2 separate regions of the Homo sapiens genome follow, and region 1 is linked to region 2. Evidence: chromatin contacts called from ENCODE Hi-C or POLR2A ChIA-PET data. All regions are on one chromosome and are shown on one strand. Each heading gives the region's core, a stretch centred on a gene start or an enhancer-like site at or near the end of the contact. The rest is flanking DNA. Distances are from core to core; before and after follow the strand shown. Region 1 has its middle 130 kb from the start of LINC01987. Region 2 has its middle 140 kb from the start of MIR4316.

The links. Hi-C counts contacts between places; a loop is a spot of excess contacts on that map. ChIA-PET counts read pairs that join two places held with the same protein, here RNA polymerase II (POLR2A). Pooled maps may share reads with other maps.
Region 1: a map of endothelial cell of hepatic sinusoid shows a loop between it and region 2 (7-fold over the local background). The contact joins two enhancer-like sites. A Hi-C loop is called at or near these places in 18 of 168 maps with a recorded cell type or tissue (Caco-2, PC-3, Right ventricle myocardium inferior and 13 more) and 19 of 50 pooled maps. POLR2A ChIA-PET finds 5 or more read pairs at or near these places in 2 of 52 experiments (A549 and Panc1).

Annotation. Positions count from the first base shown.
Region 1 is chr17:77,599,116-77,604,350 of GRCh38, forward strand. No RefSeq gene overlaps it. Among named protein-coding and RNA genes, the nearest start is that of LINC01987, 130 kb to the right of the region's middle. Within about 2 kb of position 3,381, at least 16 of the 41 ENCODE cell types and tissues checked have a DNase peak (open chromatin) inside an H3K27ac peak, as active enhancers do; they include heart right ventricle, where a contact is called at or near this core.
Region 2 is chr17:77,538,528-77,543,439 of GRCh38, forward strand. No RefSeq gene overlaps it. Among named protein-coding and RNA genes, the nearest start is that of MIR4316, 140 kb to the left of the region's middle. Within about 2 kb of position 3,663, at least 5 of the 41 ENCODE cell types and tissues checked have a DNase peak (open chromatin) inside an H3K27ac peak, as active enhancers do; they include heart right ventricle, where a contact is called at or near this core.

The DNA of each region.
Region 1 (5,235 bases), core at 2,131-4,630, 60 kb after region 2:
TTTCAGGACGGCCCTGATGGAAGCTTCTGGCTAGGGTTTCTCACCCCACTCTGGGATCACTTCTGTTGCTACTGCTCAGAGCAGAGTAGGCTATGCTTCTTAAGGGACTGCACCTGCTGGGCAAAAGTTCTTCCCCCCCCCCCAAGAAGGGTGCCCCCCGACACTGCCCACCAAACAGGGACAGGATTCCCTTTTTAGAGCACAAAGGATCTCTGACAACATGGCGTGGCCTGTACCCGTTTGAGGTTTACGCCACCAGCCTGGTCCCTAGAGGCAAACTCTGCTGGAATCTGGGGTGTTGTCCCCCTGCAGTGGTGTCAGAGACGCAGTGGCCCTGGGTCTCCACCAGCAAGGAAGACTAACCCTCAGGAAAGGTTGTGCTTGATTGTGCCTTTTCAAATCAGCATTGTGTTTCATTAAAATAACAGAAATACTGAATAAGCAGTGATCACCTATAGTCACTTACCGATGTTAGGAGGCAGCTAGGATTTCAGGAATGTCCCTCTTAGACACAGGCTGGTGCTGCCTTGCTCTCTTATGAACTGCCTTTTCAGTTGAGCTCAGATCTGGTGGGAGAAAAAAACCATAATGAGCTTTTGAATTAGACCAAGCCTGACTTTTGGCCCTGGCTCTGTCCAGCTCTTGCAGAGGGACTCTGTGAAAAGGTGCATTAGACACTGCCAGCACATGGCAGGGACTTGTAGTAATCAGGAGTCCTTTTCTAAGTGACCAAAATCCCAAATTCAAATAAAGAAGAGGAAAATTCATTGGCTACAACAGCTTCAGGTATGGCTGGATCCAGGTGCTCCAACAATATGGTCAGGATCCAGTGTCTCTCTGTCTCTTGCTGGTCTCCTGTGTGTTCACATAATTCCCAGGTGAGCTGTTTTTCCATGGTGGAAGCTCCACACTTTTGTCTCACCAACTTTAAGACCACCTGAAAGCCAGCTATGCTTTCCCAACAGGCTGTTGGAGAGACTGGAGCCAATCACAGCACATGCTGAATGGAGGGCTCATATTCGGGCAGGCAGCTGAGGGGAAGGTACAGCAGACACTTTCTGGGCCCATGGCCTCTTACCCCTGTGAGTTCAGGTGTGGCTGTGTGGGTAGGTCCCATCTTTCCTCCTGTCTTCTGACTCAGGGCTTTTTCCATAGCTAAGGGCAGGGTAAGCTTGGGAGATACCATGCCCTGGGACAACCGTCTGCCAATGGGGGACAATAGTCTGCGCCCATGGAGGGACAACTCAGAGGCAGATCCCACGGATTTTTCAGAGGGCTCCTGGTGGGTCTGAGCCCCTGTTGCCCGCACCGATCACCAGCCCAGTGTCATCCTCCCATTGACCACGCTGATCACCAGCCCAGTATCATCCTCACAATTGGCCACGCTGATCACCAGCCCAGTGGCATCCTCGCAATTGGCCACGCTGATCACCAGCCCAGTGACATCCTCACATTGGCTTTCTCCCCACCCGGATCTCACTGCCCTGCCCCTCACTCCAGCTTCCTGGAGTCACCTCCCACCTACACTACCTGCACCCAAGGCCTTGTCTCAGGCTCTGTTTTGGGGGAACCCCGAAAGGCAGAGAGGTCAACCTCACCTGAAGCAGGTGAATTGAGAGGTATTAGGGCCTTGAGGACACCTGAGTTTGACCGGCCAGGCGTCTGACCTCCCTCAGCAGCAGGACCCTGTCTCAATTGTTGTCTCGTGAATCCTCCCAGTGTATAAAGAGTACAAGAAAGGGGTTGGTCCAGCCTCACAAGCATTTACTGAGCACCTACTGTGTGCCAGGCTTACTCCCTCTTCACATGAACTCATCATCACCCCATTCTACAGATGCAGGGAGTGAGGCCTAAAATCATCAGGAAGGATCTGAGGCCACACAGCTGGTAAATGGCAGAGCGGGGGCTGGAGTCCAGGGCCTCTCACTCCAGGTGCGGGCTCCTGTCCTCGCCCCGCTGGCTGGTCTGAGGTGGCTCACTGAGCTGGGCGTAGCTTGAAGCCTCCCTTGGTCCCCTCCAGTCAAGACTGGATTTTCCCGCCAGCTCCCAGCCACTGTCCTTCCTCCCCAGGAACCTTCCGCTGTGTTTTTTGCAAAGTCAGGCTCTCCTAACTCTCTCTCACACCCCTTCCTGTTCAGGCTCCAACTTTCTCTGCCCAGAAGCCCTTGCTGGCATTGGTGCCTGTGCCAAGCTTGCTCAGTGGGAGGTGGGTTCACAGCCTCTCACCTCCTTCCCTGCTCGCTGTCCACAGGACTGTCCAAGTAAAGGTTCCCCTCAACACCACCCCTTCCCTCAACCCCGTCCCAGGTCACCACTCAGAATGACAGCGCTAACCCTTTCTACCCTGCTCAAATCCCAACCCTCACCTTCTGGGGCTGCCCCTGCCTGCCCAGATCACCTTCTTGCTGAGAAAATGGAAGCGTTAAACTCTCAATCCTCTTCAAAGCTCATTAGCCAGAGAAAGCTACACATCAAATTGATTTTAATTCTCCGGGTTCTGGCTAACGCAATGACTTCAGGCCACAGGCGGGGAGGGCAGGGTTATTTTTTTGAGGCTTGCTGGTGTCTCTCTGCCCTTTCCTTCTGGCTGGCTCATGATTCTTGCAATGTGACAAGCTCTGCGCAGTCCCAGGGCCAGGACGCAGGGCGAGCCTTGTGCTCCCCAGGGGCAGGATGGGGGCGGAGGGATGGAGGAGGTGCTGAGCCCACAGCAGTCTCCCTTCCCAGGGCCCTACCCAGAAGCTGTCCCGCCACTCATAAAGAGCCTGAAAGATGGAAAGGATCTCTCTCTTATTCTTGTAATATACTTTGCCCAGAATTCATGATGAAATACATTTTCTCCAGAACGTTTTATGCAGTTAATGGTGTAAAATCAAACCGACTGTTGTCAGACCATTCTCAGTGCCTCCCCTAACCCCAGTATTTGTGCTGAAGATGGTGGGAACTCAATTTGCCCTTCCAGAATATCGCAGAGCCTGGCCCCAGCCTGAGCAATGGCAGCTCTCCAGGAGCCTGAGGTCTGAATCTGCCTGGTACAGCATCCTGGAGAGCACGTGCAGACACAGAAGTACTGTGTGCCCTGTGAAATAGTGGGCCAGGTAGGCATTCTGTCCCATCTGTCATGTGCTCCCTCTGTGTGGCTGCCCTGGAGGTTCTGAGGAGGCCTGCGGGGAGGCCCTAGGTTGTTCCAAACCACCTCTATAAATAGCCAGCTTCAGGAATTCACTGGGAGCCAGGCTGTTTTTATAGGCTTGTATCTTCGTTTTTCCAGTAATCCAGCTGAGTGCTTCTGGACCCGGGCCCCCACCAGGGAACTGACAACCCCACATCTGCCACAGGCAGAAAACTTGTGGGGGTCAAGGGAAGCTCTTTCTCTGCCATTTAAGAAGGAATAGTGGGGGCCGGGGCTGCCAGCCCGCTTGGCTCACAACTTTTGGACTGTCTGGCATTGTGGCCAGCACGTGACTGTGGTTATTTGGGGCAAGCAGGGGTGCCCAAGTCCAGACACATCTCCTCCCAGGCCTGTCCCTCACTGACACATCTGGTAAGCATGCGACGGAGAGAACACTGTGTAACAGGAACCAACGCTGGGCTGTCCCAGGCATCCTTTATGGAGAAAAACTCTTTCTATGGGATCTGAATGCTTCTGCTCTTAAATAATCAGTGTGAATTTCTTCTAAGCAGCCAGTGACTAGCCAACAGTTCGAGTAGGGCAAAGTCAATGATGGACTGGATTTCATTTCTCATCAGTGGCATGAGGGGGGTGAACCAGGGGGTCTCCAGTCCCACTTAGACTCAATTCCATAACCTCAACCAAGCACCTGAGCACGCCGGGCACCTGGGGAACCGAGGGACTTGGTACCAGGAGTGGGGCCCACAGGGCCCTGTGAGCGTGTGGTCAGGGGTGGGGAGAAGCCACGGAGGTCGAGGCAGGGTTGTGCTCGCTCAGAGAACCAGATGGCCAAAAGTCCCAGGAAAGCTGGTCTCTATCCATGCTCAACACAGCTTTTCCTTGTGAAGGGAGAGGGAGGAAAGGGATTACCGGCGCCGGGGAGAAAGAGCCCAGAGCCCCGAGGGAGGTGTGGACAGAGCACTCATGAAGATGAGGAAGAGGAGCTTGAGCGCAGGGACAGTGCACAGCACAGTCTGCATCAGAGGAGATGTCTGGGGTCAGACAGAGACTGAGGGGCCTGCCCCTTGGGGCCCGGTGGCCAGGACTTGGTGCAAAAGCCCCCGCCCCCCACAGCCTCCCTGCTCCGAGCCCCTGGCCTTGTGCATCTCCTGCTCTCCTTCCTGAACTAGCGTTGACCTCACATCGCAGCTGCCCTTCCCTGGCTTCATTTATTCAGGAGAGATCTATGGACTACCGCCATGAGGCACGCTCACTCTCTGTTCAGACCTGACGGCGGATCCCGAGCCACGGACCCTGGCGTTCTCCCCACAGATCAGCTCACCTTCACCCTTTTGATGTTGCCACTTCCAGCTGTTCCAGGGAGATGCCTCCTTGGTCTAGCCCAGCCCCAGGCACACTCTGAACGCAGACCTCAGGCAGCCACCCCAGACCCAGCAGAGGGGACACCAGCATGGGCAGCGCAAGTGGGCCTGACATCAGGAAAGCGACCATCCCTGCCTGTCCCTCCAGGGCTAGAGTCATGACTGTATTTGGGTGTGATTCAGATTCATGTAACAGAGCACAAGTGACATTAAAGGGGAAGAAGAAGTAGATGAAGACATGGCTGAAAGCAGACATTAGCCAAATTCTTACTCTAAGGAGAAATGAGGGGTGAGAAGCCTTTTATCCCTGTTGCTGACTTGTCTCCAGCTCCCAGGTACCAGACTACAGGGGTGGGGGTGGGGCAGGCTCTAGGGAGATTCTCGCTTGGTACCCAGCTCCACACTCTGCAATAGTAGTTGATTTGTCATTGCTGTTGGAATTCATTTTTTTTTTTTTTGAGATGGAGTCTCACTCTGTTGTCCAGGCTGGAGTGCAGTGGTGCAATCTCGGCTCAATGCAACCTCTGCCTCCCGGGTTCAAGAGATTCTCCTGCCTCGGCCTCCTGAGTAGCTGGGACTATAGGTATGCCCCACCATGCCCAGCTAATTTTTGTATTTTTGGTAGAGACGGGGTTTCACCATGTTGGGCAGGATGGGCTCAATCTCTTGATCTCATGATCTGCCCCCCTTGGCCTCCCGAAGTGCTGGGATTACAGGCATGAGACACCGTGCCTGGCCTGG
Region 2 (4,912 bases), core at 2,413-4,912:
TTTGGCTTAAGACAGATGTTTTCCTTTTATATAATTCCTTTGTATCTGAGGTCATACTCTGTGAGATTTTGATCTTCAAAATTGGTCCAGACTTATTTTATGTCTCAGCATATGGACTATCTTGGTGAGGGCTCCACGTGCCTTTGTAAAGAACATGTATTCTGTAATCACGGGGTGTAGTGGACCTTAAATATCAATTAGGTCACAATAGTTGTTAGAATGCTCAATGTCCTTACTGATTTTTTGATTTTTTTTGTTTACTGACTCTGTCAGTTGCTGAAAGAAAGGTATTAAAATCTCCAACTGTAATTTTTGGATTTGTCTATTTCTCCTTTTAATTCTGACAGGTTTTGCTTTATTTATTTTGAAATTGTTATTAGATGCATATACATTTAAGATTGTTAGGATTTCCCAATAAACATATCCTTTCGTCATTATGCAGTCTCCCTCTATCTCTTTGGCAATACTCTTTGTCTTGAGCCTATTACAGTAACATAGCCACACCTGTTTTTTGCACTTATTGTTTGCCTGTCATACTTTTTTTTATCCTTTTATTTTTAGTCTGTCTGTGTCTTTATATTTAAAATATATCTCGGCCAGGCACGGTGGCTCACGCCTGTAATCCCAGCACTTTGGGAGGCCAAAGTGGGCAGATCATGAGGTCAGGAGATCGAGACCATCCTGGCTAACACGGTGAAACCTTGTCTCTACTGAAAATACAAAAAATTAGCCAGGCATGGTGGCGGGTGCCTGTATTCCCAGCTACTTGGGAGGCTGAGGCAGGAGAATGGCATGAACCCCAGAGGCAGAGCTTGCAGTGAGCCGAGATTGCGCCACTGCACTCCAGCCTGGGCGACAGAGCGAGACTCCGTCTCAAAAAACAAAACAAAACAAAAAATAAAATGTATCTCTTGGAGATGACACATAGCTGGATCTTGCAGTGTTATTCAGCCAGATTATCTCTGCCTTTTAAGTGGGATGTTCAGTGCATTTCTGTTAAGCGTGATTATAGATGTAGCTGGATTTAGATCTGCCATTATGACATTTGTTCTCTTTTTGTCCCTTCTGTTTTTTTTGTTTTGTTTTGTTTCCCTGTTTCTCTTTTCCTGACTTCTTTTAGGTTAATCATATTTTTTGGTATCCCCATTTTAATTAGTTTATTGGCATTTTAGCTGTACTTTTGCATTTTTAATAGCGGCTAACTTAGGGATTATAATATGTGATACTGTGATATAATAAACAATATATATTTGGACTTTGTTCCTGGTAGAAGAGCTTCTAAAACTTTTAGAGTTTCCTGAATGATAGGGGTGAGAGTCTTGTTAGCCTTAATAAGCCCCTTTCAACCATACCTGAGTTTCTGCTTAGGAGGTGAATCTTGGTGGGCCCCTCCTAGGTAGCAAGACAGGGTCTTGCCCTGTCCACCAAGCTGGAGTGCCGTGGTACAGTCTTGGCTCACTGCAGCCTCAACCTCCCAGGCTCAAGCAATTCTCCCGCCTCAGCCTCCAGAGTAGCTGGGACCACAGGTACATGCCACCATGCCCGGCTAATTTTAAAAAATATTTTTGTAGAGATGGGGGTCTGACTATGTTGCCCATGCTGGTCTTGAACTCCTGCCTCAAATGATCCTCCTGCCTTGGCCTCTCAAAGTGTTGGGATTACGAGCCCCCACACCCAGCCTCAAAGGTGTTTAAAGAACATCTACTTTGTGCTCAGTTTCCTCACTCCTCCATGGAAAGCCTGCAGTGGCTCTCCTTTGCCCTCAGGATACAGCCTGACTCCTTAATCTGGCTTGAAGGCTCATCCTTACCTGCAGGGCCAGGGCGGCTCCTCTCTTGCCCCTTCTGTTGTGTATTTTGCGCTCCAGTTTCTCCGAAGCACCAGGCTGGCTTTGCCATGAGCCATGTCCAATGGCTCCTTCCACCCGGACCCCTGTCCCCACTGCCATCAGCTGACTTTCCCTGTGGCACTCTGCTGACCTTTATTCACATCCTCAACACACCTGCCACCTTCTAGGTGTGGCACTTCCTGCTCCTCCAGATGGGCTTAAGTGGGCACAGCCAGAGCTCCCATGCCTCATCCTGGCAGTGACAACGTGTGGCACCTAAGGGAAGCCCTGACCCCAGTCCTGCCACCGCCTTGTTCTGGTGGGCTCTGTGAGGATGCACTGGATGAATTCACTAGTGCAGCAGTGCTTCGCCTTCCAGAGGGACCGTCGGAGCCAGCCCCGCGTTGCAGGGACCTGACGACCCTGAGGTCCAGCCTTCCCCGATGCCCAGCCCAGCTCAGTCCACTGTGTCCTCTTTGGCCTCTTCCCATCCTGGTTTCTCAGTCGTTCTCAGCCAAGCCACAGGACTGGAAGCTTTGTCGCTTTCTATAAGGACTTGCCTGTCAGGGGGAGTTAGTTCGAAAGGAACGGGGAGTGAAGACTCAATGTGAATTTCAGGTAAAAATCTCCGGGTCTGAGGAGACTGGGTCTGACAGCCAGTGCTGGCCTCGGGGACCCTGATGGAGACGTTCACACAGGTGCCCAACTGCAGGACGACCCTGCCGAGGAGGCACCTGCTGGGGCCAATTAGAATTCCTCGTTCTGGGCTGGGTTAATTTGCATAAACTCTGAGCCCCCAGGAAAAATCTTCCGCGAGGCCTCTTCCTCTTTGTTAATTGAAAAAGGCTCTTTGTCTGTCTTCAGCTGTCAGCTCACATGCGGCCTCCCCAGGCAAGCCTTTCCCAGCTCCTCAGACCAGGCAGGTCGCCCCTGCGGTCTCCGCGTCTCCTCCCCACACCTCAGCTCACCCACTCGGAATTATCTGTGAGTTTCCTTCCAGCTTCAGCGCCACAAGGACAGGGACCTTGTCTCTTCCTGTGGTGGTTGTTTCTATCATCACTAAATCCATACCTAGTGCACTAGCGCACGGTAGAGGTTGTTTGCTCAATGAATGAATGCATTTCCTTGTAGGACCCCCGGCTGCCCCGAGTGAGCCACACTCCTTACAAAGACCAGGCAACTACGTTGAAGAAATGTTGATATTTATCAAGAAACACTCTTCCAACCATTTTTAATTTTTTTTGGACGTTAAAGTATTTATTGGGTCGGGTGTGGTGGTTCACGCCTGTAATTCCAGCACTTGGGGAGGCCGAGGCGGGCGGATCACTTGAGATCAGGAGTTTGAGACCAGCCTGGCCAACATGGTGAAACCCTGTCTCTACTAAAAATACAAAAATTAGCCGGGCATGGTGGCTCGTGCCTGTAGTCCCAACTACTTGGGAGGCTGAGGGGGAGAATCGCTTGAACCCGGGAAGGGGAGGTTGCAGTGAGCCGAGATTGAGCCACTGCACTCCAGCCTGGGCGACAGAGCAAGACTCTGTCTCAAAATAAGATAAAATAAGATGTATTAGACAAAAACTGAGAGTTCTTACTTTAAATTGATTTGGAATTTTGGGTACACTTATATATTTTTTTCTAAAATAAATTGAAAGTGAATCATAGGAGAAATATTACTTTATATAAATATTATTAACTTGTTTTAAGTACTTATTAAAAACAACAACAACAAAGGCCAGGCATGGCCCCTTCCACAGAGAGCTGGTCAGCCAGCATTTTCTGCAGCTCTTACCCCAGCTGCCTCTCTTCTGGTTTCTGAGCCTCCCCACCCCCACTTAAGGAGCTTACAGCTGAGCAGGAGAGATAAGATGTTAAGTGCGTGGAAAGATTATTTTTTATTTTTGGAAAGTTGAACATTTTAAGCCAACATCCCATGAGGCTGTGGGATTAGGCTGGAGGTAGAACTTGCTTATCCCATTTGGAATTGCTGAAGCTTCCCAGAAAGGCTTACTTCTTCCTCTTTTTTTTATTTCTAAAATTCTGCAGAAATTCTTCCATGCCCAGGCTAGCCTTGGGAGAAGAGTGGATGTCAAGATGTCAATGATGTATTGGAACGATGGGTGGGAAAGAGAGCCAGGGGGAGCTTTTAAGATAACATCAGAGGAATTGGCTTTCAAGGGCGTGGTGGACGATTTTGAGGACTGGCTAATGCATTTGATCAGAAGACGGGTGGTGATGGGCTGTGTTCCTATCCTGGCTCCCGTTTCTAAAAACAGCAGGCACTCAACCAGCCCTCAGGTGTCCCCTTTGTCCCAGGAAGCTTGGCAGAAGGAGCCAGGACGTCTCCAGAGGAGCAGATGGCCCTCAAAGCTGGAGGACCATCAAGAAAGAGCCTCCCTGGTGAGGAGAAACTTAGGTTACTGATATGGGAACTCAAAAACTCTCACTTCTGTGTACCCAGGAGTTCCTATTCATCTCCCCAGGAATCTTAAGTATCTGAAGGACCCGGGGCAGTTGCACAGAGTGGCCATCGGGTGTCAGTGTGGAATTAGAAGCCCTGCCTGCGTTCCTTCGCTCAGCTGCTTGGCTTTGAGTTAGATGCTCCTGGAAGCTGGGCCCGCAGCCCCATGCAGGCTGGGAACGGGGATGGAGCCGTGAGGATTCTCCCTTAATTTAATGGCCCCGTCCACTGAGCTGAGAACATGGCTGTGATCCTCAGCTTGGGCAGTTCCTATTGTATTGAGGCTTTGGAGTGCTTATGAGCTGGGCTGAGTCACGCTGATAAAAAGTTAATTTCTATTTGCTGTGGCTCAGTAATTGGATGAACATGAAAGCAATTAAATATTAAAACATACAAACAAATAACTAAGTCACTGTAATTAGCCAAAGTTTGATCACTGTCATATTTATTTAGGAAGAGGTGATATGTCTCAGCAGGTGACATTTTAAATACCCCGGGCCTCTCTGGTGTTGTCTTTGGAGAATGCTGAATAATGTACAGAGAATTTAATTAAACCCTGTTGTAAATCAGCCATGATGACAGGGAAATGACAGCCACATGTTGAAATGAGAATTAGTCCACAGCAA